4 separate regions of the Mus musculus genome follow, and regions 1, 2 and 4 are each linked to region 3. A link is a loop called in an ENCODE intact Hi-C map of the cell type or tissue named here. Cell type or tissue: heart. All regions are shown on one strand. Links, peaks and the distances in the headings refer to the core of each region. The heading gives the core; the rest is flanking DNA. Region 1 has its middle 36 kb from the start of Gm24726. Region 2 holds the start of Tab2 (TGF-beta activated kinase 1/MAP3K7 binding protein 2). Region 3 holds the start of Gm30959 (a long non-coding RNA gene). Region 4 overlaps Ppil4 (peptidylprolyl isomerase (cyclophilin)-like 4).

Region 1 (8,061 bases), core at 1,672-6,671, 310 kb after region 3:
TCAGAGTGGCGGCTTTCCCTACTGAGGGGCCTCTCCAAAAGACAGCACCGGCTGACTCTAGGCAAAGGTCCCTGGAAAGAACTCAGTCCTCCACTGTACCTGCTGGGGAGTGAAGTTATCTATGTCCACACTCTACCTGTCAGGGCCATGCCAGAAGCCACAATGTGAACATCTAAACAGAACTGTTCCCTAGGCTGCACACGAATGAGGTTCTTCCTCTCCCACCTCACAGCGACACGAAGGCAAGTGAGCTTGAGTTAGACCATCCTTGCTCAACTTCACAAATCTGTAATGAGAACGATGCATGGTAACTAGAGCAGTCTAGATTCAAGCCTGGCAAAACAAAACAAAACAAAACAAAACAAAACAAAACAAAGCAAAGCAAAACAAAACAAAACACCCTTCTGGCCAGCGCAGAGACAGCCCGGAAACGAGGACAGCTCAGGAGACCTGTTTCCCACCGGTGGCTCCAGGTCTCCAACTTCAAGCTGCTCCCAATCTGTAACTGCTTTCTGCCCCAGTAATCTAAAGAAAGAAGGCAATATGCCTGGTATAAAGAGTTTCTCTGAGTCTAAACCGATGTCCTATGAGAGGCTTCTGTTTTTCAAGATTTTAATAGGCCCTCATCCACTAGAGACACCACCCAAAAGCAGAGAATCTGAATGGAAGGATCATATCTAGTGCACCCCTGTGTGCCAGCCTGAGTCCAGTTGGGGGAATGGCAGTCCAGATGGTGGTGGCACACATCTTTAATTCCAGCACTCCAGAGGCGGAGACGGAGGTGGGCAGACCTCTGAGTTTGAGGCCAGACTGGTCTACAGAGTGAGTTCTAGGAGTCAAAGCTACAGAGAGAAACCCTGTCTCAAAACAACAACAAAAGAATTAGGGAAATGGGACTGGAGAGAAGGCTCAGTGGTTTCGAGCACTTGCTGTTCCTGCAGAGGACTTGGGTTTAGTTCCCAGCATCCACATGGTAGTTCACAATCTCCAATTCCAGGGATCCAACCCCATCTTCCAGGTGGGAGCCCCAGGTATGTGTGTAGTGCACATACATAGACTCAGACAAAACACTCATACACATAAAAGTGAATCAATTAAAGAGTATTTTTTAAAGCAAGCTGTGAGAAGACCCTTTGAGAGGGGAAGCCCGGGCAGGGGTCCCCATGCTGCACCCCACCCCACCATTAGTGTGACGTTTTCTTGTTTTGGTTCTTTGAAATTACTGTGTAGTCTGAGCTGGCCTGGAGTTCATGGTAATCTCCCTGCCTCAGCTTTCCAAATGCTGCTATTACAGGTACAAGCTGCCATACTTGACTGGAAAAGGGTTTTGACAAGTCACCCAACCCGCATCTTTCCTGCCACCCTAATCTTTTCTTAGTATTGGCATACCGACACCTGCTTCCTTTTGACCGTTCAATGTGTGCACGCCATCATACTTCCATTTTTGTTAGCCCTTCTCACTGCCTTTCCCATCCTAGCCATTCCCATCTTTCTGGTCCCTTCTGCTCTCATGACACATAGGTTTCATGACTTCCCCTTGTCTCCCACTCCCTTTTCTTAAATCTCTTTCTCCTCCTCCTCATAGCGCCTTTTCTTCCTTCATGTCATATATACTTATATAAATACAAACACATATGCATGCATCATATGCATAAACATCCACCATATACACACACATACATATCTATGGGTGCTGGGAACCAAACTTGAGTCCTCTGGACAAACACTCCTTTTGTTGTTGTTGTTGTTTGCTGTTGTTGTTGTTGATGATGATATATGGGTGTTTTGCCTACATGTTTGTGAGCTACTTGTGTGCCTGGTGCCCACAGAGGCCAGAAGGGGCCTCTGGAACTTGACTTACAGACAGTTCTGGGCTGCTATGTGGGTGCTGGGAACGGAATGTGGATCCTCTTGGAAGAGCATCAGTGCTCCCAAGCACTGAGCCATCTCTGCAGTTTGCCCCGGTTTTACTCTTGTCCATGTGGATATCCAGTTTACTCCGCATGGCACACATCTCTGCTCTCCAGTGGTCTCTCTTGGCAAGATTAGGTGCCCAGAGGCGTGTGTGCTTGTGTCCATTGCTCGGCATATCTTCGTGTCCAAATCACATTACAAATAGAGATGAAGTGACAAGGCACAGACAGCACCCTGCACAGTGCTGCGACTCGGTGAGCATTCCAGAAGCTACAACAGGAAGGAGTTCGCCATGGTTCCGGCTACAGTTTTCTGTGTTCCGGTCTTCACTCCCTGCTTCCCGGCTCATTCCTGCATGGGGTATTTACTAAACACGCTCTCCTGATTCTCCCTCACACTGATTCTTCTCCTGTCTGGTAAAATTATGTCCCACCCTTTATCCGCTGCTCTGTCTTTGCTTTGCGTGGGAGAAGTGGCAGTCCCAAGGTGTTCTGGGTCAACTCAGTCCCAGTGTCCTATGATGCCACGGGACCACGGAAAGCGGCCAGCAGACCAGTGTGTAGCATGTAGCTTGATGCAGACTTACTGTCAGAAGCTCGTCCTGGGTGGCATCAAGACCAGACCATCCTCGGCAAATGAGCACAGAAATGTCAGCATGAAGAAGGGTCAGGACACAAGGAACCACGTTAACTGGAATCCCAGGTTTATCTGAAGCTGACTCCGAACCCTCTTCTGCTAGGGGCAGCAACGCGCTCCACTTACAGTTTTATCCTTTATAATCTGCTGAGGAAGTAATGGGGGAAATTCAGCAAGCACGCTTGGGAGTGGGCACGGCAGTTAAGGCTAAGATGGCCACTGGGGTTTTTGTTTGAGGGGTTTGTTTTTACTTTTTTGTTTTTGGCTTTTTTCATCGATTATTACAAATACAATATGGTTAGAACTCCATTTTTCCCATGCAGAGACAGAAATTTACTTAGTTTGTTGCGCACTTATTTAGTTCCCCTTCTTTAGGCCAGGATATTTAGAGACATAAAAATATCTTGGCCTAAAACTTTCTGGAATTCACCCAAGATAAATTGTTAGATATAAGCAAAGTAACTCATATTTTATGTCCTCTGATGCTATTGCCAAAGTACTTAGTAACAAGCAAGCTTCCTTGTTACTAGATATCCACCTTCCCAGCTCCTCATTAGCAAGAATGTAGCAAAAAACAAACCCCAAACCACCATTAGCACAGCACCAGTACACAAGAAAAAAAAATTTAAATTTAGTTTTAAAAAATTGTGTATATCAGTTTCTTGACCAGGGGAGTCCTCCCAGCCTGGCTGCTGTGCTCCCTGAAGACTCCTCCCTACAAGCCTGCACAGCTCCTTCAAATTCCAGCCCCAACTCTCTTGTTCTCCCTGCCTCACTCACTCTGTTTCCAACTGTCTTGACGGAATGGGCTTGGTATCACCCAAAGAAGAAACCCCTTTAGAGAACGGAGGCCTGGATGAAGCTGGCGAGCGGCCCCAAGCTGTACAACAGGGTTGCTTCATTTCTTGATTGAGACAAAACACAAATCCCCTTTGTTAGGTTCATTTGACATTTATTTATTTGTTGCATGGCACAGTGTGTGTGGAAGCCAAAGATTCATGAGTTGGTTCTCGCCTTCTACCATTTGAATTTTGAGGATGAAAATCAGGTCTTCCAGCTTGGTGGCTCACACCTTGCGAATGGAAGCCATCTTGCTGTCTGTAGTATTTCTTTCATATTCAAATGCATGGATTTTTTTTTGTTTTGTTTTAGGAAAGAAATGGTAGGAATGTAAATGTGTGCTGTGTGTGTGTGTGTGTGTGTGTGTGTGCGCGCGCGCGCGCGCGTGCGCGTGTACCTGTAGATACACAGATGGGGAAGGCGTAATTTCCCTTAGGAAAGGAGCAGGAAACTGACTAGGAGTGGTTGATCCTGATACCCAATACATGACAGAAAGGCCTGAGGCGCCTTCTCAATGACAAGGCCAGTGTCTGCATCAGTGACTTTTTATATTTCTCTGGGAAATCTACAGTATTGAGTTATAGTTCCCAAGACAGAAAAACAAACCATAAAGAGGAGACAAGATTAGTCTCAACAATGATGAACTGAGCTCTGGAATCCAAGATTTAGTCAAACAAAAATCAATGTATGAGCAATAAACAGTGAAAGCATATGAAGGAAAAAAAAACATGTTTATAATAATGATATGAACGATAGTAATGAAAAACTGCAAGGCATCCAAGAGTAGTTCAATTACAATGTGTATCAATATCTGTTTAGAGAAAATTATAATTATTACTGAACTCAAGCGTGAGCGATATTAAGATTCCATTCAAGCACATAACTATATTCTCTGGAGTTTTCTATATGCTTAAAGTTTGAGTTAGGATATAAAATGAAAATGAATTTAATTTGCCTTTCTAGTTATCCATGGTATCCGTGCTGTTATTATATCTGATAAGTGGTAAATGTGCCTTTACTTACCATGTTCTATCATCAACTGTTGTCCGATCAAGTGTTCCCTGGAGCCAAGGTTGCAGAAAGTGTGGCACCCAGGTAAACGAGCCATGCTGCAACAGCGACACCTAGTGGTCACAATAGTGACATTCCACCTCCTTGCCCCAGCCATAACTGTAGAGGCTAGGAGAAATGGTCTTTTCATATGATCTTTTTGAATTGTAAGTTTTCTAATACATATGTAGTAGTTTCTCGTTAACATTTTGTCAGGAACTAAGAATATTGAGCATCTTTTCAAATGCATGGCCACACACAGAGTTTTACCTTTTTGTTTTGTTTACTACGATGGGCGGGAACTGCATGCCACCACCTGCTTGCGGAGATGGAAAGACAATTTTAAGGAGTCAATATCTCCTTCCACTTTTATGTGTGTTCCGGGTACTGAACTCAGGTCACCCGGCTTCCACGGCAAGGGCCTTTTACCTGATGAGCAATCCCACCAGCTTCATATCTTTTTAAAAGCTTTTTGTTATTGTGTATATATGTGTGCCTGTGTGGGTTTACACATCACAGGGCATTGGAAACCCAGAACCTTGAGTTATAGGCAGATGTGGGTCACCTGACAGTGCGGGGACTGAACTCCGGTGCCTTGCAAGAGCAGCAAGGGCTCCTAACCACTGAGCGATCTCCCTTCAGTATTTTCTTAAATAAAGCTATGTATCCATGTTTTCATTAGTTTAGTGGTTGGTTTCTAGGGGTTCTCGGTGTATTCTGTACATGTGTCCTCTTACGAATACAGAGGATAAAAAATTTTCCCATTTGTGGCTTGACTTGTTCTCTCCACACTGCCTTCCAGAGAGCAGGTCAGGTTACCACATTTTGTGTGCTAGATCATGCTGTTGGTACTGTGACTTAAAGTCTTTAACTCATGGTCTCATCTTGGGCCATTCTTTCTGTTTAAATGATGCCATTTTAGTATAATATTAAATTGTTGCTATGGTACAGGCTGTAGCTGTACCTTCATCATTTGAGCACAATATTGCTTTTTTTAGATCTCATTTTTTATTAAACTAATAAAATTTATTTTAAAATATACAACTCAGTATTGACATTTTAAGTCATCAAAATAATTTATAATAGTTAAATACCTCTTAAATATAAATGATATCTTCTGAAGCTAAAAGTAGTATGCACTCAACGAGTTTTTAAAATCTATTTGGAATATAAAACATGATAGTAGAAAAAAATCTCTTATGAAGTCCTCTAAGGAAGGAAATTTTGGAGCCAGTCCCACAACACCCAGAGGAAGCTCCATTCCCAGAATCATAGGATCAGAGGTGAGGAGAACACAACATCTGCCCAACACCAGGAGTAACTGGGAGCAGCAGGACTCAGGCGCCCAGGAACTCCACCCCACCAGAGACACAGATCCTTCCAGTCTGGGCTGGTGCCCTCAGCAGACCTTAAGTGCAAACTCTGAAGCCAGTCCCACAACAACCAGAGGAAGCTCCACTCCCAGGCACTCTAACACACCCAGGTCCACAGAATGACAGGATCATGGGATTCCAGGAGCTTGGTCCCACCAAGATCTCAGGGTCCTAGAGGCAGCTTTACTCCCAGGAGCTCTGACAAGCCCAGGATCTCAGGATCACAGGATCCCAGACTCACAGGATCACAGAGACAGCTGAACTCTGAGGAGTTCTGACACAACCAGGATCACAGGCAGGACAGGTTCCAGTCAGATATAGCCACGGCAGGTAGCACTAGAGATAGCCAGATGGTGAGGCAAGCGTAAGAACATAAGCAACAGAAACCAAGGTTACTTGGCATCATCAGAATACAATTCCCTCACGATAGCAAGTCCTGGATACACCATCACACCGGAAAAGCAAGATTCTAATTGAAAATCACTTCTCATGGTGGTGATAGAGGACTTAAAGAGGGACATAAATAACTCCCTTAAAGAAATGCAGGAGAACACACGTAAACACCTAGAAGCCCTTAAAGAGGAAACACAAAAAATTCCTTAAAGAATTACAGGAAAACACAATCAAACAAACAGGTGAAGTAAATGAACAAAACCATCCAAGATCTAAAATGGAAATAGAAACAATAAAGAAATCACAAAGGGAGACAACTCTGGAGATAGAAAACCTAGGAAAGAGATCAGAAGTCATAGACAGAACAAACACCAACAGAATACAAAAGATAGAAGAGAGAAACTCAGGTGCAGAAGATACCATAGGAAACATTAACACTACAGGAAAAGAATATGCAAAAAGCTCCTAACCCAAAACATCCACAAAATCCAGGACACAATGAGAAGAAACCTAAGGATAATAGGTATAGAAGAGAGTGAAGATTCCCAACTCAAAGGACAGGTAAATATCTTCAACAAAATTATAGAAGAAAACTTCCCTCACCTAAAGAAAGAGATGTCCATGAACATACAAGCAGCCTACAGAACTCCAAATAGTTTGGGCCAGAAAAGAAATTCCTTCCATCACATAACAGTCAAAACATCAAATGCACAAAACAAAGAAAGAATATTAAAAGCAATAAGGGAATAAGGTCAAGTAACATATAAAGGCAGGCCTATCAGAATTACACCAGACTTCTCATCAGAGACTGTGAAAGCTAGAAGATCCTGGGCAGATGTTATACAGACCCTAAGAAAACACAAATGCCAGCCCAGACTACTACTATATCTAGCAAAATTCTCAATTACCATAAACAGAGAAACCAAGATATTCTATGACAAAAACAAATTTACATAATATCTTTCCACAAATCCAGCCCTACAAAGGATAATAGGTGGAAAACACCAATACAAGGAGGGAAACTGCGCCCTAGAACAAGCAAGAAAGTAATATTTCAACAACCCCAAAAGAAGATAGCCACACAAACAAAATTCCACCTCTAACACAAAAATAACATGAGGTAACAATCGATTTTCTTTAATATCTTTTAACATCAATGGATCCAATTCCCCAATAAAAAGACATAGACTAACCGACTGGATATACAAACAGGACCCAGCATTATACTGCATACAGGAAATGCACCTCAGTGTCAAAGACAGACGCTACCTCAGAGTAAAGGGCTGGAAAACAATTTTCCAAGGAAATGGTCCTAAGAAAGAAGCTGGAGTAGTCATTCTAATATCGAATAAAATCAACTCTCAACTAAAGGGTATTAAAAAAGATAAGGAAAGACACTTAATACTGGTAAAGGAAAAATTTACCAAGATGAACTCTCAATTCTGAACATCTATGCTCCAAATGCAAGGGCAACCACATTCATAAAAGAAACTTTTCTAAAGCTCAAAGCACAATCTCACCCTACACAATAATAGTTGGAGACTTCGACACCCCACTCACATCAATGGACAGGTCATGGAAACAGAAACTAAACAGAGACATAGTGAAACTAACAGAAGTTATGAACCAAATGGATCTAACATATATTTTTAGAACACTTCATCCTAAATCAAAAGAATATACCTTCTTCTCAGAACCTCACGGTACCTTCTCCAAAACTGACCATATAATCAGTCACAAAGCAGGCCTCAACAGATACAAGAAGACTGAAATAATCCCATGCATTCTATCAGATCACCACGGACTAAGGCTGGTCTTCAATAGCAACGAAAACAACAGAAAGCCCACATATACA
Region 2 (8,061 bases), core at 1,127-6,126, 240 kb after region 3:
GCCCAAAACAGCAGAGCAGAAATGAAAAGAACCCAGATGTTGACTGCATTATTACACTTTAAAGTCTTTCAGACTGAGGTCTACCCTGTCTTGAAGCCCCCAAATCTGTGAGGTATAGGTTTTTATATTATTTAATAAGGTGTTTTAGGTTAGACTGTCCTCTAACTGAGGATACTGCTGAACGCCTGGCCAGTCTGCACCTCACAAGTGCTAGGATTCCAGGTGTGCACCACCATGGTTCATTACTTATGCCATCTTCTAAATCAAGATTTGTTAAATGCCATTAAAAACTATCTTAATAACAGATCGCACCATAGCAACCGCTCAGTGTCTCTCATTTGGACTACTGCACTGCTATATAATCTGTGGCTTCACCCCTAATCCAATGTCCTGAATAGCTTACCAACAAAGCCCCCGGGATCAGTCTATCTCTGCCTCCTCAATGCTTGGATTAGAGATACATGCCATATTGCCTCAGTTTTATTATGTGGATCTAGAGATCAGTCTTCAGGTTAGTCCAGCAAAAACCAGGTGAGGTGTCATGACAGCTATAAGGGCATCCATCTTAAAGACCCATTTATTTAATCATGTTCTTTCTCTAGTATAAACTCACGTTGCTCTCATTGCCTCAAGAACAGGCTAGGCTCAGCATTTGTGGTTTTACGCAGCTCTGCCTTCCTTTATATCTTGTATGCTATAGATACACCAAAGTAAGTGTTTCTCTCACTTCTCTCCTACACTGTTCAAGCTGTCACTGCCTGGAACCCTCTGGCTTCACCTCCACCTGCCACGTGCAGTCTTCCTCTTGAAGCTTGCCCTGCTTCTCCTGTGTTCACGCCCTGCACAGTACTATCTCCTCTCCTATGCTTCTATGGTGACTATCACCGTCTACCTTGTGCAGATGCTATTTATAAAGTGTAATCTCTTCCGCTACCAGTTCTGTGGAACAGCATTTTCTGTGAAGATGGAATGCATGGTTTACTGAGCACTTGAAATGTGGGCAGTGCAACTGTGGGTATGAATTTTAAGTTGATTTAAATAATCACAGGTGCTTGCTCAATCAGAAAGCACAAAACCACATTAAAATGTTCTGAATGGCGAATTGAATTTTATCCAGTTTCCTGTAGCTACTACAAAGAATACTTGGAAGACACAGTCTGCCCTTATTTTCATTAGTCTTGTGGCTAGAGGGGACTATCCACCAATTCTATAAACAGAAATCATAATTATCAACTATATAAAGACATTCCTAGTTATTTATGTTCCAAATCAAATAGACTGAAAATGTTAGAAAACATACCCAGATAAGCCAAACCTCCAGTTTGTTTGTAGGGAGAAAATAAGAGGAGGGACCATCTATCTGGAGCGCATTAAATGCCTCCCCTTGCTGAGCCAAGGAAGCCCCTAGGAGTTGAAAGGCCTCCTCTATTTTGCTGCTACTGCTGTGCTGAGGCGGAAGCCCAGGGCCTCTCACAGGTGTGTGTTCTAGCACTACAATGCATCTCTAGCCCAGGTTGGCTTTCTAAAAGTATTTGTTTTGAAATAGTGTCAAACTTATCAGAAATTGCAAGATCTTTTAGGCTTAAGTGATTTTGAGAACCGGGCAGATGTTACCCGATAAAGGCCAAGCTCATAACCAAACTTTCAAAACATTTTGAGACACTACAAATGCCCTAGATTCATCAAATATGACTTTTAAAATGCTTCTAATTACCAATATTTAAAACTTATCACCACTCTCTGTATGTGTATGGCAGATAGGAAGTATACATCCACACAGAAAAAGCATATAGAATATACATATTTTTTTTTCTGAGCCACATGGGTAAAGTTTTATACATTGTGTTCTTTTACCTCTTTAACCCTTCAGTGTGTTTAAGAATATTGTAATGAAGAACAAATTTCAGAAGGTTAAAGATAACATAATACTTACATTGTCTCTGTAGTCCTAACTTTACCTAACTTTACCCAGTTATCCCAATACAAACTACTTTGTAACCTTTTCTTTCCCAGCAAGGGATCCGCCTTGGGGTCTCATGTCGCATTAGGATGTCATGCTCTTTAGCATCCTTTAATCTGCGATCTTTGATTCTTACAAGATCCCAGAAGGGGTTTGTTCTGTTTTGTTTTTTGTTTGTTTGTTTTTAAAGGCATTAGTTCTTTCATAGAGTTTTCCTCTACATAGCTATCTGGGGCTTTCTCTTCATTAGAGATCCAAGCTCTTCAAATTTGGGCAATGATGTACGATTATATCTTCTCTTCCTTTTCTCAAACCCATTACATTTGTTTATATGGAAAATATATTTCTATTAAAATGTGTACACGTACATTTCAGAAAACAAATTTTGAACAGGAACTATTTTTTTCTTAATCCACTTCTATTATTTCAGCAGTATATGTTCGAATTGTGCCTCAGTTTAAGAGAAGTACTGTTTATTTAATAATTTCTTCAATTTATCTAAAATCATTACACTGACTATGGAAATAATTCCTCAGAGAACTGTAGTATTAGGGCTCAATGGCGTCTGTTACTGTGAATTAATGAAAACAGCATCTACTATGTGAATTATAATTTACTTTTACTTCGAACACAGAAAAAACACTTTTTCAAAGTATATACTTTTACTTTCTTAATGTCAACCGAGAGAAAAATTTAAAAGTTCCAATGTTGTAAATCATTAGCACTCTGACTTCTGGCGGGCTAAAAGTTTTTAAGTAGAGCTAAACCCCAATATTTCAGGTACTTTGTAAAACTGAGTGTAAAAAGGAAGTGAAAGGGTTTTAAGTGTTTAAAAAAGGGGCTTTAAAAACAATAAGCAATAAGCACCTATGGAGCTTATACTGATAACAGAATAATAAAAATAGTCCTTCCGGATTTTTTTCGGTAGTATGAATTTCTTCAAGGAAGAAACTGGCAGCGATATGCACACTTTGGACAGGGTCAAGAAGAAGAAAAAAAAAGCCTTTTTTTTTTTTGCCATATGAAACCGCCAAGATTTTAAAATATTTTACATTGTGAGAAACATCTGAACGTTGACCACCACCACCCAACCCCACCCCACCCCGAGGGAAAACGAAGCACATCTTTAAGAAGATAGAAACCAGAAGTGTCCCCTCCCCCGCGTCTCCCCTCGAAGCTAAAGTGTCTTTGGCTCTGCTTCTAGGTCTTCTAGGAACGTGCAGTTACAATCGCAACGACTCGCTTGATTCTTTAGATCGTTCTCTCTGCGGGCCCCCACTGCTGATCAAGGAAAGTCCAGCGGCCGAGCCAAACTCCGCTCGGGTCCCGCGGCTTCCAGGACGCGTCCCGCACCGCCCGGTCTCCATCCGACCCGCCGTCCCTCCCGGGTCACCCGGTAGCTCGCGGCCTGGGCGCGGCCCGGCTCCAAGGGGGTGTGTCCGGCTCGCGGCCCCGCAGCCCCGCAGGCCCGGCGCTCGCCTCCGCCTCAGGCCCACCTGCCCCGCGGCCCGTCAGGGCCTGCAGGGTCCCGCCCGTCTCCCCGAGCTGGGCCGCCGGCTCGCACGGCTCGCCCTGCTCGCACAGCCCGCCACCCGCTTCCGGAGCCGCGAGGCCCTCGGCGGCGCGCGCACCGCTCGGCTCCTCTCTCTCTCCCTCCCTCCCTCCCCGTCCGAGCGTGAGGGACCCGCGTGCTCCTCCTCAGCCCGCGCCGGGACGCGTCCCCTCCGGCCACGGCGAGCCGGGAGTGGGGACGGCGGCTGGCGGAGGTGGGGCGTGGACAGAGCATCCCCGCCACCCGGCGGAGGGAGGCCTCGTCACGGCCGCCGCCTCAGATCTCGCGGTGTTTGCCGGCCGCCGCGCCGCCATATTGTGTGGCCGTATTTTGATGCGGACTGGGCTGGCGGAGCCGCGGCGCGAGCGGGCGAGCGAGCGAGAGCTGGGGGGGTGGGGGGAGGGCAGGCGAGCGGCAGGGGGGTGGGGGCGGAGGGAGGCAGGGCGGCCGTGCGAGCCGGAGCCGAGCAGCGGGCCGCGGCGACGCCGCCCCGGCCATCGCTTTGATCCGCGGCAGGCGCCGGCGGCGGGGCGCCCCAGGCCGACCCCCTCCCCTCCCCCTCAGCCGCGAGCGGCGGCGGCGGCCGGAGGGAGTTGGCGGCGGCCGGGCGGAGGGGGCCGAGCGGGGAGGGAGGGAGGGCTGAGGTGTCCCCCCTGCCGGGTGGAATCGGCGCTGGCGGCGGCCGCGGTGACGACGGGGGAGACGGCTGCCCAAGTGGGAGAGGCGGCGGCGGCGGACGAGGAGGAGGGGGAAGCCGCGGCGGCGGCGAAGGGTAAGCGGACGGCGCTGCGGGGCCTCGGCGGGATCCCTCCCCACCCCCCACCCCCCCCACCCCCAGCCCGGCTCCCCGCGCCTGCAGCGGCTCGGGGACCGGCTCTGCCTGGCGCGCGAAGCCCTAGCGGGGCGTCCGCGCCTTCCTCGCCTTCGTCCGCCGCTCCGCCCGGGTCCTGCCCGCGGTGGCGAGGCGCAGGGAGGCCCCCCAAGTCCTGCGGGGAGGGTGGGGGCGGGGAGCCTGGGGCCTGGCCTGGGCTCCGGGGCGTCGGGGGAGGGGGACCGGGCCTGCCCCGGAGCCCAGCGCCGGAGAGAGCCGGGGGTGGGGGTGCCTTGGCCCCCGGTCCGCCCCCAGGCCTGTGATCTGGAAGTGGGAGGGAGGGAACCAGACGCCTTTGGGGGAACCCAGGTCTGGATAACGATGACTTCGGGGCCCGCGAGTTAAGGGAGAGCCGGGGAAGTTAAGTGCAGGGTAAAGAGGAAGCACCTCTCTCGCTTTGCTTTCCGATTTTGCTTGTCTGCAGCCTTCTTCCAAATGGGCAGCACGCCCCGCTGTGAAGAGGTTGGGGCCCCCTTAGAGTCCACAGGACTACTCTGATTTTCTTGCCCCGAGATAGTGGTTGGAAGAGGAAGACTTAACAAGGGTCCCTGGGTGTTGCTGACAGGTGACAGGTGGATCTGTCTGTTGCTGATGCTGTAGAATCCTTGGCTCATAATTGTAGGCCGAAAGTGTCAGGGAGCGTGTGAGTTTGTATTTACGTGTTTGGCCAAGTTTCATTCCATATATAGTATATTTGAGATGCTAAGTTTCCATTCAAGTCAGCTTAATTGTTATGGAGGAATTCTTCAAATGTTTCTGATAAGAGGGGTTTTCAGGAGAGTGGTGGAGACTTGCAGCCTCCTGGAGCTTTTATTCGAGTCTCCGTGAAGTTCGGGTTCCCAAAAGCATTGCAGGCTGTTGGTAAATGGGCTTCTAGTCATTGGAAAGTTCTTGGACACAAATGCAGTATTCGAGGCAGCAGCCAGACACTCTAGCTTTGCATCCATTTTGTCAGTGCTGGGTAAGTTAGTAAAGTGCCAAATCGTAGGGTTAGGTTGATTGCCATTTTATAAAAGGAATGGCTTTGTGTCCTAGCTTACTCAAAGGAGATGTTGCTCATGAAGCAGCTTCAAATTTTGCTAGGAATTTCACTGGGTACAAAAGAGGGTTGTTTGTTTTTTGTTTTGGTTTTTTTTTTTTTTTTTTGGTTTTTTTGTTTGTTTTGGTTTTGGTTTTGGTTTTGGCTTTTAGTTATCACTGTTTACCACACTTGGTACAGCAAGAGTTTTGATGCCTTTTCAGAAGCATCCTTAATGTCTTAGTAAAGGTGAATCCATGATTACTTTTAAAACTGTACAACTTGAAACCTTTTTGAAACCATACATATTTCTAATAAATGAACAGTTGCCTTTTCTTTTACTATATGCTTTAGCTAGCTACTTTAATTCCAATCCTTAGGAAAAAATGTCAGATTCATGAGTTGGGTTAGTATCCAGATAGTCCACGAAGGCTTCTGCAGCTTTTAACACGTGTGTGGAATGAATATGTTGAATGGTGGTACTATCTGTGTATTAGCAGGAAATAGAACAAAAATTCCAGTGATTCAGAACCTCTGCTTGCCCCTACACCAGTGTGTAATAGAGAGTGCTTTATGTTTTCAGGCTTAAAGAATCAAACTGAAAGTTGAATATGGCAATTATTATGTTAGCCACTGAATATATGCCATTGCTTCAACTTTCTTTTTGTTTCATCAGATAGCTTTTTCTGAGTTAGAATGGTTTCCAAAGGACACTGGGAAATACCACTATTCAAAATGTTCTCTGTGACCTCTCATAATAGAACCTGTGTTTGTATAATTCATAAGTAGATGAAATGATCAACGGTGCAAATGACAATGCTTCTCAGGGAGCAGACTTTAAGTCAGCTGTGGAAAGAGGTGCTTACCTTTAGCCAAGGCTGTGGTAAGATGTGTAGTTACCACACCTATTTAAGTGAGGCAAATTCTGCATAGTTAGGTGCGCACTGCCCAGACTCCCAATTATGTCCCTACTGAGTGTTTTATGCTCTGGCAAAGGTCTTAACATGATTGGCTTTGTGCCTTGACAGAAATAAAAGTTTTATTCCTCTTTTATGTAAGGAAAATTCCCAAAGAACTGGTTCAGTGAGCCACCTTCATTTTGAGAACTAAGCATAAAGTATAGCAGAGATTGCTTGTTTATGAGGCATGCGGTAGTAAAGCTCCAGTAGGATGGGTTTTCTAACCCTGAAGTTACACACACACACACACACACACACACACACACACTAAATGCTTATTTTTATGAATATCAGGATACTTTAGAAAAGAAGTTTTGCCTTCCTATATTTTTAAAAGTTCCTGGAAATATTTATAATGTAGATTATAAATCATAGAGTAACGTTTACATTTCATTATATCACATGCCTCAGAGAACAGAAGTAATGCTTTTTGTTTTGATTGACTTATGTTGTCTTTCTTTTAATAAGAACTCTTTAAATCAGGATTATGCGATAATAGAGACAGGTGTGCCGAGGAAGATGCTAGTAAAGGATTGGATGAGCAGTTTGCAGGAATATGGAAGTGTGGGGAGTAGATGGCTGCCAAGTATAGCAAAGTAACTGCTGGACTGCATTGAGGAGAGTTTTTTTCTATTGATGGGTGCTCACAAGCTGTGTGTGTCTTCACTTAACACTGTATTCAGATAGTAAGAGATTTGGAGATACTGAAATAAAATGAAAATTAAATATATGTTCACATTATTGACCTCTGGCTTATGGTCCCCTAAGTATTTGCCAGTATTTTAAAATTTTATGTCCAAATTATTCTGACCCTTAAAAAGTCAAGAATACACACTTACTCAGAAAGGCAAGCCCTAAGTACTCCCGGAGTTGCTAGGTACTGTGCATTCTCTTTGGTTAATCACTAAACTCAGCTGTGAGCTTGGTAACAGAGGCCAGTATTAAGGGGAAGACTCTGTCATTTTCTGAGTATCCTCATCTCAGAGCAGCCTGTTTATTACAAGTGGTGCTTTACCCACACTAGTCTTGTTTTTTGAAGGAAATGGGAGGGAATTACATATTTCACTTAGATTTTCTTGACTCTGAGGATTGTTAGCTGACAAGTTGATGTTTGAAGATTTCTGTAAGATATTTTTTAGGTTTTGCCAGTTTAAAAGTACATTAATTCAAAACTTTATGTAGATCCCTATCTCTATCTCCCAGTGGTGTTTGATAAATAAAGTTTTGCTGAATGTGACTATTTTATTGACCCTGTTCATTTTGTTTGTTTGTTTGAGATGGGGTCTTGATTTGAGCGCTGACCTCAATGCAGTGCTTACAGGTATGTCCTTGCCCTCCCTCATATTAATCAGCAGTTCCATTGCAGAAGTTTTACTATACACATAGTGTCCTGGTTAGGAATGAGAGCCGTGCTACTGAGCATCAAATCCCTACGGGGTACCAAGTTTTCATTCACTTCTCAAGTTTTTATTAAGCACTGCTTGTAGTGTCTGGGACACCTAAATCCTGAAGATGTAGTACACTGAACACAGACAAAATTGTTCTCATATAGTTTATAGGTAGAGATGTAATGAGTGAGTAAAATGTGTCTGGGGAAAACACAAGGAAAGAAAGCATGGAGGCTGAGCAGTGGGCATTGTTTGACCTCAGCTCTGCAGCGAGTACCAGTCTTGATTTCAGAAAATAGAACTATCCAGTGAC
Region 3 (8,061 bases), core at 977-5,976:
GAAGACTCCCATCCCAGTTCTTACGGTGTTTAGAAAAAAACCCATCTTAAAAAACAGACTCAAAATGCTGCTCATAGAAAACACAGACACTAGCTGACACTGAGTGCAGACAAGTCTCTGGAAAGCAAAACCGGAGGCTAACCAGGTCGGGAGCTCTCAAGCCTCCTCCCAATTCCCCTCTGCAGAATTCCTTTTTGTCTAGGGCAGGCTTGGCTCGTAGCTCTCAAGGCTGCTACTGATTCACAAGGAAGCCCCAGACCCACAGATGTTCACGGGTCAAAGAATCATGAGCTGACCACTGTGCATTTTGGGTTTTGCCTTGAAACACAGGGATTCCCTTTTAAAAAAGAAAAAAAAAGTAAAAGGAAAGAAAGGAAGAAAAATCACTACGAAGGGGAAAACTCTGAGCTAAGTTTTTCCTTTTGGAATCTTGGCGGGTGAGGTTATCGATCTTCAGCCTGGCTTTTGCCAGACACTGTACATTTTGAGCAGGCGTGCAGCCGTCTGTCCATGGCGTGGCTGCCAAAACAGTCAGTGCCGACCTGTAACTTGCCTTTGATTCCAGTCCTGAAGACAGGCAGCCTGCAGGATGGGTCCGCCAGACACAGCACAGTGGCTATGAGGTGGAGCCTGGGGCAGCTGCACAAAACCAGGACATAGACTGAGCTACAGAAAAGTCCAGAGTTCAAATCCTGCCAAGTCTGTTACCACATGTTAGAGTGAATTGACTTCCTTGTGTTGAAATCAGCCTAGCTAGAAAGGTACAGTAATAAGTACAAGCTGCCTCTGCTGTTGAGTCTTTGCCGCCATCACCACCCCCTCAGCCCCAATGCTGTAAGAAGAGACATAGTTCTTCCTAGGCCAGCGAGCTGGAGCTCACGAATGTATTATTCCATGTATGTCCGGGTCCATGGGTACTCAGTCCTTCACATCCATAAGATTGGTGCTCAAGACACTGGTCAGTCTATAGAAAGCGGTGCTTCTGAAGTGGGAACCCAGTCCACATGGACAGGCTCATTGAACTACTCTTGAGGCAGAGAGGAAGCTAGGACTTTCCCTCCTGGTCCGGCATCTGTTGTTCTAACTACTATGCTTTATCCAAGACAAAACACTATGGATTTTTATTTTTCTCCAAGCCTTTGGGAGGTCTTGACCTAACTGCGATTTAGGATTTACCTCTTGTTACAGCTTTTTATTGCATTTATTTATTTATTGTATGTAGGCATGTGTAAATGTATATGGGTGTTAGCATCAGAAGCTGTTTATAGCCAGCCTCTGAATCCAGCGATGACATCATCCCTAGGTGACAAGGATCATCCTGCATCTGTTGCCATGGCAACCGCTACACATTCCCTTTCCAAGCCTCACCTGCATCACCTGTTACCTACTTCACTGCCTGGATAAAAGACAGAGATCCTGATCCATCTCTCTTTTTCCTCTCCCTCTTTTCTTCCCCTCTTTCAATAAAAGACCTCTTTTGTGGGAGCTGTGCTGTCTTGGCATGATCTGTCCAGGAAAAAGCAGTTTTCAACTAACAGTGGGTATATGAGGTACAACAGTTCATGTATATAAGTCAGAGGACAACTTTCAGGAGTCAGTTCTCTCCTGGTAAGTAGGTTCTGGGAATCAAACTCAGGTCACCATCTTGGCGGTTGCCATGGCAACAGATGCAGGACGATGTCACCTAGGGATAATGTCATCGATGGATTCAGAGGCTGTCTGTAAACAGCTTCTGATGCTAACACCCATGCACATTTACACATGCCTACATACACACAATAAATAAATAAATGCAATAAAAAGCTGTAACAAGAGGTAAATCCTAGAACGCAGTTAGGTCAAGACCTCCCAAAGGCTTGGAGAAAAATCAAAATCCATAATGTTTTGTTCCCTCTGACTTCTTTAGAGTACCTTGACTTAGGATCCTATTAGTAACAGCAATAATGATGAAAATTGATGTGAATTCACAGAGGTTGTACACAAAAGAGGGAGGTTGTATTGTTTCTAGTTTCATGCTTTTAAGACAAAGTCCTGCCTTGAACTTCCCTTGCCTGAGCCTCCTGAGTGATGACATCAGAGGCATGCACCATTATGTCTGCCTGTCATGAGGAAAAGTCTTAATTTAGAAAAAAAGAGTTAAAATTTGGCTGTATATAATCCAGTACTTCTGAAGTCTTGATTCTCATTCTTAGAAATCACATCATAGCTGTGACAAAGAAGGAGGAGCAGGGTGGGGGAGAAGAAGGGCAGGAGAAGGGAGAGGAGATAGAGGGAAGGGGAGGAAAAGGAGGGAGGGAGAGGAATAGGAGAGAAGGAGGGGAGGGGAGAAGGAGGGGAGGAAGAAGGAAGAAGAGGAGGAGGAAGAAGAGGAGGAAGAGGAGGAGGAGGAAGCAGAAGCAGAAGCAGAAGCAGAAGCAGAAGAAGAAGAAGAAGAAGAAGAAGAAGAAGAAGAAGAAGAAGAAGGGGAAGAAAAAAGAAGGGGAAGAAGAAGAAGGAAGGAAGGAAGGAAGGAAGGAAGGAAGGAAGGAAGGAAGGAAGGAAGGAAGGAAGGAAGGATGTCATAGTGGGGACATTGTGGACTGCTGCCTTCAGTAGGATAGTGATACAATGGACTGGGTGTTGCCTTCAGTGTGTTCCTCCCTCCACATCTACTCTGGGGCTGTCCCAGACTGAGACAGTAACACACTACAGTGCCAGTTTTCACACGAAGAGCTGTGACCCTGACCACAAACTTCCTCAGAGCCGCCCTGTTCATCTCAGATCCAGTGCTCTCTCCTTTCAGCACACTTTGCTATTTGTTCTCTGGCTATGACTGAGAGATGCTGAAATTCTATGCCAGTATGTAACCCCAAAGGAAAACTCATGAGTCCAGTTTGTGAAATAAGCATGAAAAATAACAAAGTGTTAGCTTGGGAAATACTGCAGTTCTTCTAGCGCTGTGTGGACACGTGTGCCGCAGTATTAGCATCATATGGGGCCTGGGGCATAGCACAGTCTTTTTAAAGATTATTTGCCAAATCCCACATGTGCCGGCCTCATCTGATGTATCTGAACAAAGTCCACTGACATCCTGAGGGGTTGATGTTCTAGAGAGGACACTGTGAGTAGTTTCCTGTCAGAGGAGCCATGCCTCATGATGCATTTCCTCTCTCCCTGCTTCCAGAGGCTCCAAACACCCTGCTCAAGGAACATGGCTCGCAGGTGATAAGCATTTTGATAGATGCAAGATGGGACAAATAACCCTGCCGTGAATGGCTCAGAATCATCCTACAGTTTTGCTCAGTCTCCTTTTACATCAGGAAAAATGTGGAAACTCTTTTTAAAAATCACTTTGATTAAATAGTTTTATTTAATATTTATATGAGCATATAAAATGTGCTTGGCTCCAATCTATCCCCATTCTCTCCTCTACAATTCCTCCCCTATTCTGCCTCCAACTTTCCCTCCCAACCTCCTGATATGTTCTCCCCCTCCCCCTCTTTCCCATCCCCTCTGAATGTTCATGAGTACAGGAAAATCAACTGGAGCAGAAGCAGCCTTCCAGGGCCTGCATCCCTGTGGGGTGGGGGTGGGGGGGGGCAGGATAGAGGAGATGTATAGAAAAGGGAAACAGTAAAGATCTTTGAAATTGTCGTATGGAAGCTTACTGCTGTAGAAATTCTTTCAAGAGTAAAGGCACAGTAGCCCATACTTTTAACCTCAACACTGGGAAGGCAGAGACAGGCAGAGCTACAAGTTTGAGGCCGGCTATTGTACATTGCAAGTTCCAGGACTACACAGTAAGACCTTGTCTCAGTCATAACAATAATAAAGTAAAATGTGATTTTTAATATTTGTTTAATATTTTCATAGGATTCACATAATTCAAGTCAATCCATAGTGCCCGTGCTTAATAGGAACACAGAGGCCCTGCCCCCACTCTTCTCTTGACCTATGGTTGGTTAGGGAAAAGAAAGGCTGGCATCTCAAATGGCTCAGATCAGACTTTGAAAGGGAGGTATTCCCCTGGCCATTGTGCAGGGCACCTGAGTGTTCAGTACACTAGGGGGAGCTGTAGCCACAACAATATACTCCAGATTCCAAGAGCTTTCCAAACCTCAGGCTTCTCCCATATGGACTGACTTCATTCACCAGAGCCTTGTGGCCCAGAAGGAGCTCATGGCTGGTGTGAAAAAAACACAGTAACACCGTTCTTGGTGATTACATTATTAGTGTCTCTAAGTCATATGACCTGTTTTTGTTTAATTGTTTTTCAGAAAACCTTTGTTTTGATGTGTAGTATGCCTGCCTGTATACTCCATATATTTCTATAAGCTGAATGCCACTCACATAAAGTACCTTTCAGCTCAAGAATTTGGGGAAAAAAATATTTATTTTACCCCTAAGGCAATGAGGAACCTTGAGCATTTCAGAATAGTCACCCGAAGCAACTGCTGTTCCATTCTCTGGGTTAATTAGTAGTTAGGTGACCATCCTACTTTCCCATCCTATTGTTGTCTTACAGGTTCTGATTTCTAAGCGGCACACCCCTAAGGCTCTTTATCGTAGCCTTCCATCTGGGTTTGCCCAATGGCTGTCACTCAGGAAATGAGACTTTTTGGGTGAACTCTGCCTCCAGCTGGCTTAAGGGATAGAGGAGTTGCAAAGGCAAACTCACACTGTGCCCTGTGCCCTGTGCCCTGTGCCCTGTGCCCTGTGCCCTGTGCAGTGGAAGACAGACAGCTGCTGGAAGACTGATTTCCTGAGTGGGAGAACGTGCTTTGCACAGTCATCTACTGAACCAAGTAGCGCAAGTGGATGAGGTGGCATTAACTCCGTATTTCCAGCTTGAGAAGCAACATACAGGAAAAACCACGCATGCAAGAGCCGACCAGCATAGGCAGAAGACCGACATGGGCAGAAGACTATGTCCTGGATGTTTAGGTCAGTTTAATGAGATCCCTCCTCCCTCCCCCATCCCCATTTCATTGGCTTGCATGGAGGGCTCGGCTCCCAGTGGCCAACTTACCTCTGTGGCCATAAGCAGCTAGGACTGTTGTCCATTTCCCCTCTCCTCAGTTTCTGAGGACTAGACACATCTAAAATCTTCTACATCCACCATGACATGGGAGAAAAAAGTGGAGAGGTTTGGCTCTAATTTTCTCTACCCCAAATGCACAGAGTTTCTTTGTTTTTGTCTCCCCCCCACCCCCACCCCACTTTAACACATGTCTTTTCTGGCCATCTAATTTCTTTTCTCTTTCAGGAATCATTACTTGACTCCAGGCAAGCATGTACAGACAGCAGAGCACTGACTCACAACAGCAAAGCCATTTATTTAATTGCTGTAGCCAAGAAGGGTCAAAGGTTATCCTCTCACAGGGGGGTGCAGGGGTGGGAACGGGGGAGGGGGGAGACCTGTTGGGGCAGAACTAACCTAAAAGCAAACATGTGACTTTAGGATTCCTCAGACACACTGTAACTAATTGTACACAGAGTTACATCCTAGAAGAGTAGACATTAGACACATCTTACCACCATCATGCACAGTCTTTAACTTGTCTACCAACTCTCTTGTTGAAGCCATTGGAAGCTATGTAGCTTCCAGAGGTATAAATGTATTAGTCAGTTAAACCCTGATGATAGCAAACACCAGCCAATATCTGGGACTTCATATACATTCCTACAAAGTTTTCAATGTAATGTGTAACATTGAAAGATGCTAAATTGTAAATAGTTATTAATTATGTTTCAGAATTTGTACATTGACACTACAATGGTTATTGTATTGAACTAGATATCTTAAGAATCAGAGGGGAGATAGAATTTTTGTTCAACATAATTGTTAAATGATTGTGTAGCACCATAACATGATTGAAAATGTCACATACATTCTGTCAAACTCAGATGTCATCAGTTTTGTGGATCAGGAAACTACAGCTAAGATAAGCAGAAGATTTATACTGTCACGTGATCACAGATTTGCAGTAGAATTGGTTCTAGAGCCCTCTGTTTAAATAATACCCTGTTTGCCAGGCAGTGGTAGCGGACGCCTGTAATCCCAGCACTCAGGAGGCAGAGGCAGGAGGATTTCTGAGTTTGAGGCCAGCCTGGTCTACAAAGTGAGTTCCAGGACAGCCAGGGCTACACAGAGAAACCCTGTCTCAAACAAACAAACAAACAAACAAACAAAACAACAACAACAAAAAAAACAACACAGAAAACCAAACCTGTTTACCTTCCTTTTGTCTGAATTATGCTGCCACTGTGCCAGAAATTGTTTTCATTTTCTTTAGTCATGGGACATAACTTCAGAGTTCACAAGCAAACTGATGGGTGTGTAGCATTTGAACTCTTGGCCCAGAGCTCAATGAAACAGCAAGACAGCCAGAGGGAGGCTCAGTCCCCAACCTTCACAAAGCCAAACTGTAAGAAAAAATAACTCCTTGTTTGGGATTTTTTTTTTAAGTCTAATTGCAGAAGATACCCTGGTCCAGGGTTTCACCTGGTATGATCTTTCACTCTTCCTGTCATTTTAGTACAATTCTTTTTTTTTTAATTTTTTATTAGATATTTTCTTCATTTACATTTCAAATGCTATCCCAAAAGTCCTCTATACCCTCCCAAAGAAAATAATTTTTAGTATAATTCTTAAGTCTTGAGGGAGTAAAGGAAAAAAACAAAACCAAAAACGTCAGTGTTAAGACAAAGGTTTATTGAGTGAAAATAAGGAAAGTGTTCCTTCTCCTGGGCTTTGCAGATCAATGGGAAATACTAGGGGTCAGGATACCAGGTGGAGAAGCACCAGCATGCGTAGGGGTTGAGTGTGGGAGGTATGGGGGTGGATGGAGGACAGATATCAGGAAGACCTTTATCCCACTTACCTCCTCCATGCCAGTGACATTCAGTTCTTTGCTACTCTGTTTCCAGACACCTCTTCCTGGTGATGGTCAGGCAAGATAACCTGAGTTCAGTTGTATCTGCATCAAGGCTGTTGGCTAATCCAAGCTGCTAGCTGTTTCCCTAACTGGTCAGAGGGATGGCTAACCCAAAAGGCAGGCCTGTGGAGGGCAGGGGTAGGGCTCCAGTGCTGTCTTCCACATGGAGCCTTAGATCCTTAGACGTCACAAACCCTCCGGACTGCAGGGAATGGGGGTCTGTGTGTGCTACAAACTCTCTTCCCCTCTGGAGACAGCATAACAATGAACACAACAACACAAATAAAGACACTCTTAAAATTGTAGATGGATTTATTTTATATTATTGGCCTGTATCCTGCCTGCCAGAAATGAAGATACTCTAAAAGACACTTGTGTCACTCAATCAGACTGCCGAAACAATGAACCTCAAAGAAATGGAATGTCCCCAGGAGTCCCATCATGGAAACAGGAAAAGACTTCGCCAGTCCAGGATACTGACTACCTGAAAGAGAGTTCACACAGTTCTAATAACGAGTCAGACCACCTTGCAGGATGAGACTGAAGCCCCGACCTGGACTGTCTGGATGTGCGTACTGAAGCCCATGCTGGCTGTCAGGCTGCTTCAGTATCATAAGTACCTGTTACACATTTCAAAGTCCACACTAGTGTCCTAGCCTGTCTAACCTCCCCAGGCTTCCTTCCTCCTGGATACCCATTTGTTCTTTGTCATGACAAGGTCTTCCCCTTTCCCCTGTTATCCTCACTACGGTCTCTCCTCTCTCAGAGAGCCCTAGTCAGGTCTGGTCTGCTGGCCATAGTTAGGCTACTGCTTTCTCTCTCTGCTCTGGATTCCTCCCGATGTCTCTGGACAATTTTTCTCTCTTATGAGCAATAAAAACCTTATTCTTAACCAGACCATGGAGGTGTCATGTGGGCAGCTTCTGTCTACCTCCATCTCATACATCGTTGACTCTCTAAATGCTGATCTCACTTCAGGACAGACCTCAAGGCTTTGTTGGATCTCTTTGTTCCTTTCCCAATGTGACCGTATTGAATACACCTCCTTTCTCCAGCTTCCCTTTCTTAATTTGGCTCTTTTAATTGGCTTATTGAGGATGGGTGATCGGACCTGACTGGAAGCACAGGCTGTGACCCCCAGGAA
Region 4 (8,061 bases), core at 1,916-6,915, 390 kb after region 3:
CATCTTCTTTTTCTTCGGAGCAGTGGCGTGTTTTCTTTTTGTGCTTTTTACTTGTGTGTGAGTGACTTGATTTGGAGTCTTCTCCCTGCTCATCTAGTATAAGATCATATTTTGCACTGAAGCACTGCATTAAGGACAAACTGAATAAATGACGGGTAAGAAGCAAGCCACAGGGAACATGGCAAATAAAGGAGGCCATGAGGCTAAGTGTAACTTAAAGCAAGCAGCATCTGAAAGCATAGACTGCATTTCTTAACACACTGTCTTCACAGCAGCCCAGAGCACTGGAAGGGACCCTGGAATCAGCCAGCTAACAACCACCAGGCAAAAGTTCTAAAGAGAACCGAAACCAAAATATATTTGTCAATACTGAAAGACTTAATTTAGAAAGTGAGGCACACCATCAATTAAAGAAACTGCAGGTGTTATGAACCCCAAAGCTAGACACACTCTCTCTACATAAAAGGTGCATTGTATGACTCTCCTTAGGTCAGCTGGGAGAGGGTTTAGTAATTAACAGTTATGATGTAGACGTTTTTATAAGAATTTATAGCAACTAAAACTATAAGCTACATAAATACAGATACACACATTAGAACCATTTTTAGTTATCAGGAAATGGGAACAATGTTTAAAAACATACAATACATTTCAGTATCATAGCAAGATGTAATATAAAAGTAGTTATTAATAATGATTTTTAAATGTAATGAAAGCCTATATGAAGATTAAAAGTGAAAAAAAGCTTAAGTCAAACACTGTATGAGGTCCCACAACTCAGGAGACAAAGCAGGCAGATTTCTGTGAGTTTCAGTTTGTAGCAAGCTCCAGGCTAGTCAGTTACAGTGAGTCCCTCTCAAAAGAAACAAGCAAACAAAACTACACAGACTGGAAAGTTAAGAGCTAAGAGTCTTGCTGCTCTTCTAGAGGACTTGTGTTTTGTTCCCAGCACACACATCAATTAGATTACAATTACCTATAACTCCAGCTCCAGAGATTCAAGACCCTTTTCTGGCCTCTTCTAGTACCCACATTTATATATGTGTAGATACACACATAAAACATAACTTTAAAAAACAACTTTTTAAAAAACTTCATGTTATACTTGTAATCCCAGCTATTCAGAAAGATGAGGAAAAGAAGAGATTAGTCTAAGACTAGTCTGGGCTACAAAGTAAGGCCCTGCCTGGGGAAATGGTGGAGACTCCACATACACATTACTGTAATTTTAACTTCAACAAACTCTATTAAAAATAAAGGACTGAAAGGAAAAAAATAAAAAGCACTGTAAAAGTATATTTTATTCAGCTGATGTAAATGTCACTCCTGAGGCTTACTGTCTCTAACCTAGGCCTAGTCCTGGAAGCTTCTAGACTCAGTACAATATAATCTAGACCTAGAGTGTTTTCAACCTCTGAGACGTACTGTTCAATAATCTCACCCTTTCTTTTTCTTTCTGATCTCTGGCTGGCTGATTCAACTCAGCTTTTCTGCCTCAAAACTCCTCTCTTAACTGACTGATTCAATCTGGCTTCTGTCTTTCTGCCTCTCCTGAATTGCTCTGCTTGGCCGCATACTAACTCAAGCAATGTGTTCTAGTCTTCTGGGTCACTCCGTCGTCACCTAGCTTGCTCTCTCTCCAACACTCTCCCAGTAAAACTGCCTATTTCTGTTTTCTGCACTGCCTCATCTCTTCCTTTACCTCTCTTCCTGAACAGATCCTATTCTGTCACGTCTGTCAATTAGACAGCTCTTTCAGACAGGAGTGCTTCCTTCTACAAACTAGCTTTGCCTTCATTATTTGGGATTACAGGTGTACTAAGGGAATGACTATTCCAGTCAGAGTAAAGGTGTGTGCTAAGGCTGAGCCACACCACAATTAGAAACAGATTTTTTTTTTTTTCAGTAAATAACACAATCTGGCTTTTCTCATGCCCTTAGTACACCCTGTAGTCCCAAATAATGAAGGCAAAGCTAGTTTGTAGAAGGAAGCACTCCTGTTTGAAAGAGCTGTCTAACTGAGCTGCAGGACAAAGTGATGAATCAGAATTAAAGTAATTTCTCTAATATAAAGCCTTAGAATAAAATAAAGCATAAACTGGATGATTCAACTCAGCTTTTCTGCCTCAAAACTCCTCTCTAAACTGATTCAATCTGGCTTCTCTCTCTTTCCCTGAGCCACACCACAATTAGAAAAAGATTTTTTTTTTCAGTAAATAACACAATCTTGGGGTTCACAATGTGATCAAATATCCTGCAACTAGGCACCATTTGTGTGTGTAAGATTAGAACACACTGCCCAAGTTAGTATGAGGCCAAGCAGAGCAATTCAGGAAAGGCTGAAAGAGAGAAGCCAGATTGAATCAGTCAGTTTTTAGATTAATGGTGGCAGTGCACACCTTTAATCTCGGCACTTGAGAGGCAGGGGCAGCAGATCTCTAACGAGCTTGAGATCAGCCTGGTCCATATAGTGAGTTCTAAGACAGGCACGTAGTTAAGACCGTGTATTAAAAAATAAACGAAGAAAAAGCACAGAACTATCGTAACAATAATCCCAGTCTCTGCAGTGGACTCTGAGAAGGTTGGGCTGGAATATGAGGAGTATGGAAGCCTAACATAAAAGTGCTATTGTAGCCGGGCGTGGTGGCGCACGCCTTTAATCCCAGCACTTGGGAGGCAGAGGCAGGCGGATTTCTGAGTTCGAGGCCAGCCTGGTCTACAGAGTGAGTTCCAGGACAGCCAAGGCTACACAGAGAAACCCTGTCTCGAAAAACCAAAAAAAAAAAAAAAAAAAGTGCTATTGTAGTTGAATCTGGGACTGAAGTCAACATGGCCATGTTCTTTAGGCCCAGAATGTAATGTCTGTCTTTATACACATACCCATAGTTTTCTGAATGATGAGGAAAAAAACAGTCCCAAGGGCTGGGGTATACCTCAATTAGTAGAGTAGTTGCCCAACATTCATTAAAACACTTTAATGCTACAAACTTAAAATTAATATAGTGAATTCCTTAAAATCAGAAGGCCTCTGTAAGCATCTTGACTTTATGCCCTTCGCTTCCTTGATTTGTCCTGTCCTTTCTAAGTGGTTAGGCCAAACTTACCTTCGATATGAAGGTAACATTTGCACATGCTCATCTATGCCTTTTGTGACTGTAAGCTTTAATCACATGCCTTCTAATGGCCTTTGTTAAAGTCCAGACTCAGCATGCTGGCTTGGCTGCCTGGAAAGCCTTAGGGTGATGCTGTCAGCACCCTTCAGACACATCCCAATACTTTGTGCAGCACAGACAGGCAACACACTTTAAATAAAGCACGACTATCTAAAGGCCAACCTGATACTCAACCTCCTTGATGAATACTTGGAGAAGACATGCCTATGTAACACAAAAGAGAGAACCTCTTTTCATCAACAGAAACTAGAAAACAAAGACACCTTTTACCAAAGATGATCACCAAAGAAATGACCTTTGCAATGTGTGGAGTGATAGATTTATAATGGGAAATCAGTCATAGTTGAGCAAACAGAAATGATGTAAGGCGAGCAGTATGCTTCATGGCTTTTTTCCTTGTCGCAACTTGGAAGAACCTGAATTGCATGGTCCAGTCTATAAATTTCTTTTAGATCCTATAAATGTCAACTCTTGTACTGAACTGGAAGGAGCCCTAGACAAAAATTTAGCAAAAAGATTTAGCAAATCCTTGTTGTTAAATGGCAATGTATTATACAGAAGAAAAAAAATCTAATCGTGTGACAGAGAACTACAAGATTTTGTTATCTAAATAAGGAAATTAAATAAAAGGGAATAAATATCAGGGGCTGGAGAGATGGCTCAGAGGTTAAGAGCACTGGCTACTCTTCCAGAGGTCCTGAGTAAAATTCCCAGCAATGACATGGTGGCTCACAACCATCTACAGTAGATCTGGTGCCCTCTTCTGTTACACCAGCATACATGTGGGCAGAACGTTGTAAATAGAGTAAATAAATAAAATCTTTAAAAAAGAGAGAGAGAGAGAATGAATAACACAAGGATATTCAATAGAAAGGAACTTAAAACATTAGTATATATAAAAGTAACACATTTACTTTTGAAGATCATTGAGAACAGTGGGTAAGTAAGTAAGGTATTTATTGTAAGAGTGGGAGATAAAATATTTAGGCCTAAGGTTTCTTTCAACTCTAACTTTCTTCATAATACATGGTATACTGAAAAAGTCAAGTCTATGGGAAACACTGACCAGCTGTGACAACAAAATGTCCCCCTCACAAATGACCTACAGAGGGGAGGCCAGCCAAGCATACGGTTCTTATAAAGGATACTCCTGTTTGGGCTTTACTTTTTCTTTCAGAACCAAATTGGCTGGTTTATCCTGTTCCTTTTCATACTCCTTGAAATCACTCTTGGTATATTTCCCACCTGTTTATTAAAAGAAATAAAAGAATTAGCATCCTATAATGGTACACTAACAATTTTATAAAACACAAAGGACTACTTATGAAAGCACACAGTGGGAGGTAGGGAAGGTGAGGAAGGCCTTAAACCCAAAGCCTGTCTCTGCTGTTACTCTGGTTCAAAGTGCATGTCCAGTTTTCTTTAGTTATATGCTGCCACCTAGTGACCTGGGTGAATATTACAACATCCAACTGAAAAAAACACTGTTCAAGCAAAGCCACCAAGTCCATGAACTCTACTGCATCAGCCAGCAGCTAACACTACTCCAAAGCAGACACCACCCACCACCAATAGGACTGTGATTATAACACGTAAAAAACACATCAAGAGGCTGGTCTGGGAAAGGGTATGGGCCTGGTAAGACTGGCGAGCCAAGCTGGGACAGGTTTCTCCTTCCACCACAAGAGAAGCCAACTCAGAGAGAAACAAAGCCTTGTTCCAACTGTGAACAAAAAAGCTCTCCTCATGAAACAGAGAAAGTTCAACTCCCTCTAAGCCGTGGGTTGGAAAGGAATGATTGATAAGTGAGAGCACTGAGGTGAGGCGCTGGTTCAGACTGCAGGGTGCACTGAACAAGTTTCCTCTGCAACACGGCCTCTGGCGAGGAAAGGCTGCTGTGAATGAACACTGTGGAGAAAGAACATCCCTCACAGACCAGGTATTTCTCTCTCTAGATTTTTTACAGACCTTAATAAAAAATATTGAAAAAAAATCAATACAGCCTACTACTTATTACCAAACAGCCCTGTTTATTTCTTATTTTGAAAGTGCAGTAAAGTCATGGGCAACAAACCATAAATGGTACAGAAAAGGTAATCGTGTGGCTGTAGTGACGGCTCCATGGTTAAGAACGAGGTCTTGCAGAGGACCTGGGTTCGCCTCCAAGTACCCATAACCATCTGTAACTCCAGTTCTAGGGGATCTAATGCTCTGGTCTCTGCTGGGACCAGGCATACACATGGTACACATACATATAGAGAAATAAAATATTCAGACACATAAAATAAGAGTGAATCTTTAAAATAAGAAAAACCAGTAATCTTAATTTTTCTGGTAAAATTTAGCATTACATGTGAATAACTACCAAGGGAAACCTTTTTTCTGTTGTTATTTTGTTGTTGTTTTTCTGAGACAGGGTCTTAACTATATAGCCAACTAGCCTGGAAGTGGCTATATAAAGAAAGCTGGCCTTCAACTCACAGAGATATGCCTGCCACTGCCTTCCCCATGCACAACCCTAAGTGAAGCCTTTTTAAAGCATTGTAAAATGATCTTTTTAAACTCAGCTAGAAATGCAGTTCAATGACAGGACGCGTTCAGCATCTGGGAGACCACTATTCTCAATCCTTAGCATACACACACGCACACACACAGTTAACAAGATACAAAGTTCATGACTAGCGTGGGGAGTTAACACTTACAGTCTCAGCACTCAGGAGGATATTAAGTTTGAGACCAAGCTAGACTCCATAGGAAAACTGTCTCACAGCCATTGAAGAACATTGAGCTCCATAGAGACAGCGGACAGGCACTGGGCAACTGCCTCACGGAGGAAAATCAACTAAACATGGGCAAAGGAGATCCTAAGAAGCTGAGAGGCCAAATGTCCTCAAATGCATTCTTTGTGCAAACATGCTGGGAGGAGCACAAGAAGAAGCACTCGGATGCTTCTGTCAACTTCTCAGAGTTCTCCAAGAAGTGCTCAGAGAGGTGGAAGACCATGTCTGCTAAAGAAAAGGGGAAATTTGAAGATATGGCAAAGGCTGGCAAGGCTCATTATGGAAGAGAAATGAAAACTTACACCGCCCAGCCCCAAAGGGAAGACCAAAAAGAAGTTCAAAGACCCCAATACACCCACGAGGCCTCCTCCAGCCTTCTTCTTGTTCTGTTCTGAGTACTGCCCCAAAATCAAAGGCGAGCATCCTGGCTTATCCACTGGTGATGTTGCAAAGACACTAGGAGCAATGTGGAACAACACTGCAGCGGATGACAAGCAGCCCTATGAGAAGAAGGCTGCCAAGATGAAGGAGAAGTACAAGAAGGATATTGCTGCCTACAGAGCTAAAGGAAAACCTGATGCAGCAAAAAGGGGGGTGGTCAAGGCTGAAAAGAGCAGGAAAAAGAAGGAAGAAGAAGATGAGGAGGATGAAGAGGACAATGAAGAGAGGGAAGAGGAAGATGAAGATGAAGAAGAAAAAGATGATGAATAAGTTGGTTCTAGTGCATAATGTTCTAGCATATAAGAGATCCAAACTTAAGCATGCCTCTACCAAGGACTTACATATAGGTATACAGCAACTGCTAGAAATGTCACACATACAGGGACAGCCTATGGAGAGCTCTGACAACAAATGATGATATACACATTCAATGGAAGACTAAGCAGCCTATGAAAAGAGGCCATATACTAGCACACAGATGCACAGTGAATGATCTCTGAAGACACATTATCAACGGGGGCTTCAAAATACTGAGCATATAGTCTGCATTCTGTGAACTCTACTTTTTTAAAAAGCATGCATGTTTACAAAGAATGGCTGTAGAAACAGGCAGCTGGTTACTTCTGGGAAGAGAAACAGTACAAGGAGTGGAAGAGAATTGCATATTACAACAAAAACAATAAACTTTTAAAAAGTTTGTATCTAAAAGAACCAAATCATCAAAGTCATTGATTATTTCATCAGTAGATGTCTTCAATAGGTAATTTAGATAACTTACAATATAAGCAAACATTAAAGATAAAGGTATTTTCATCCATCAACACATATATACATACACACATTCCAAATATCAGCTTTATAAAATCCTAAATGATCTGCAGTCTACTAACATTTCTCTTAATAGCACATAATTAAAGCGCACACACACACACACACACACACACACACACACACACACACTCCCAAAAGCAGAACATAGGTAAAAGAAGATAAACCAACATACCTTTTCCTTTCCATTTAACCTTTGCAACAGACTGGCTGAAATCCACATGTATCCTCCTGTCATCTATAAGCACATTATCCATTTTGAAGAATGCTTTCTCACAGTCTTCTTCCTATTAGTGATTATAAAAACTCAAGCGTGAATGTTTCAGGAGAGATTTCTGCAGCTAGATCAAATAATATGAATACAAAAAGGCTATTACTACTAAAACTGATATTCAAATACTTCTTATATACCAGATATTAAATGTATTGCATCTACTATCTCAATTAACCCTGGTAATAAACTTTTGAGGCTCCATCTAGTCATAATCTTCACTATCTCAAAACAACAAAACAAAACAAAAATGAAAAAAAAAAAAGTTAGAGGACTCACACTCTGAGATGTCTAACATGAGCATGGTCCCAGTGCCTTGAACTAGACTTTAAACACATATGAATGCTTGATTTATAACAAAGATGGTCCCACAGAGCTCTGGGGAACAGGAATACCTTTATTTTCAGTGGGGCTGGGTATCCAAAGTCAGACAAATGAAATGCAACATAATCCACATTGGACACAGACAAAGCACTGACCCCAATGGAAACAATCTAATAACGTGGTTTATGAAGACAGTGCAGAGGGGCTGCAGAGACAGGTGGCTTAGGTTCCTGCATTTCCTGCT

The links. A loop is a pair of places that touch in the nucleus more often than their neighbours do. Peaks named below come from ENCODE experiments on the same cell type or tissue, not always from the same donor. Only the 100,000 strongest peaks of a DNase experiment are listed, where the experiment ranks them.
Region 1: a loop joins it to region 3, with 10 times the contacts of the local background. A loop is called at or near these places in 34 of 42 quality-filtered maps.
Region 2: it touches region 3 in a loop (2.3-fold over the local background); 4 of 42 quality-filtered maps call a loop at or near these places.
Region 4: a loop joins it to region 3, with 8 times the contacts of the local background. A loop is called at or near these places in 16 of 42 quality-filtered maps.

Annotation. Positions count from the first base shown.
Region 1 is chr10:7,880,168-7,888,228 of GRCm38, reverse strand. No RefSeq gene overlaps it. Among named protein-coding and RNA genes, the nearest start is that of Gm24726, 36 kb to the right of the region's middle. In heart, for the core only: no CTCF peak of the experiment used is centred there; no DNase peak of the experiment used is centred there.
Region 2 is chr10:7,952,024-7,960,084 of GRCm38, reverse strand. Tab2 (TGF-beta activated kinase 1/MAP3K7 binding protein 2) reads left to right here and starts at 3,962. Exons shown (of 7, transcript NM_138667.3): 1 at 3,962-4,284. In heart, for the core only: no CTCF peak of the experiment used is centred there; DNase peaks (open chromatin) are centred at 3,794 and 4,644; H3K4me3 peaks cover 3,678 bases; H3K27ac peaks cover 3,001 bases.
Region 3 is chr10:8,192,488-8,200,548 of GRCm38, reverse strand. Gm30959 (a long non-coding RNA gene) reads left to right here and starts at 2,522. Exons shown (of 3, transcript XR_871449.2): 1 at 2,522-4,923; 2 at 5,246-5,346; 3 at 6,276-7,814. Gm30906 (a long non-coding RNA gene) reads right to left here. Exons shown (of 3, transcript XR_380102.3): 3 at 7,209-7,401. In heart, for the core only: a CTCF peak has its summit at 4,030 (motif pointing right); a DNase peak (open chromatin) is centred at 3,998; H3K27ac peaks cover 734 bases.
Region 4 is chr10:7,806,719-7,814,779 of GRCm38, reverse strand. Ppil4 (peptidylprolyl isomerase (cyclophilin)-like 4) reads right to left here. Exons shown (of 13, transcript NM_026141.3): 10 at 7,398-7,509; 11 at 4,322-4,418; 12 at 1-116. Among named protein-coding and RNA genes, the nearest start is that of Ppil4, 18 kb to the right of the region's middle. In heart, for the core only: a CTCF peak has its summit at 4,616 (motif pointing left); no DNase peak of the experiment used is centred there.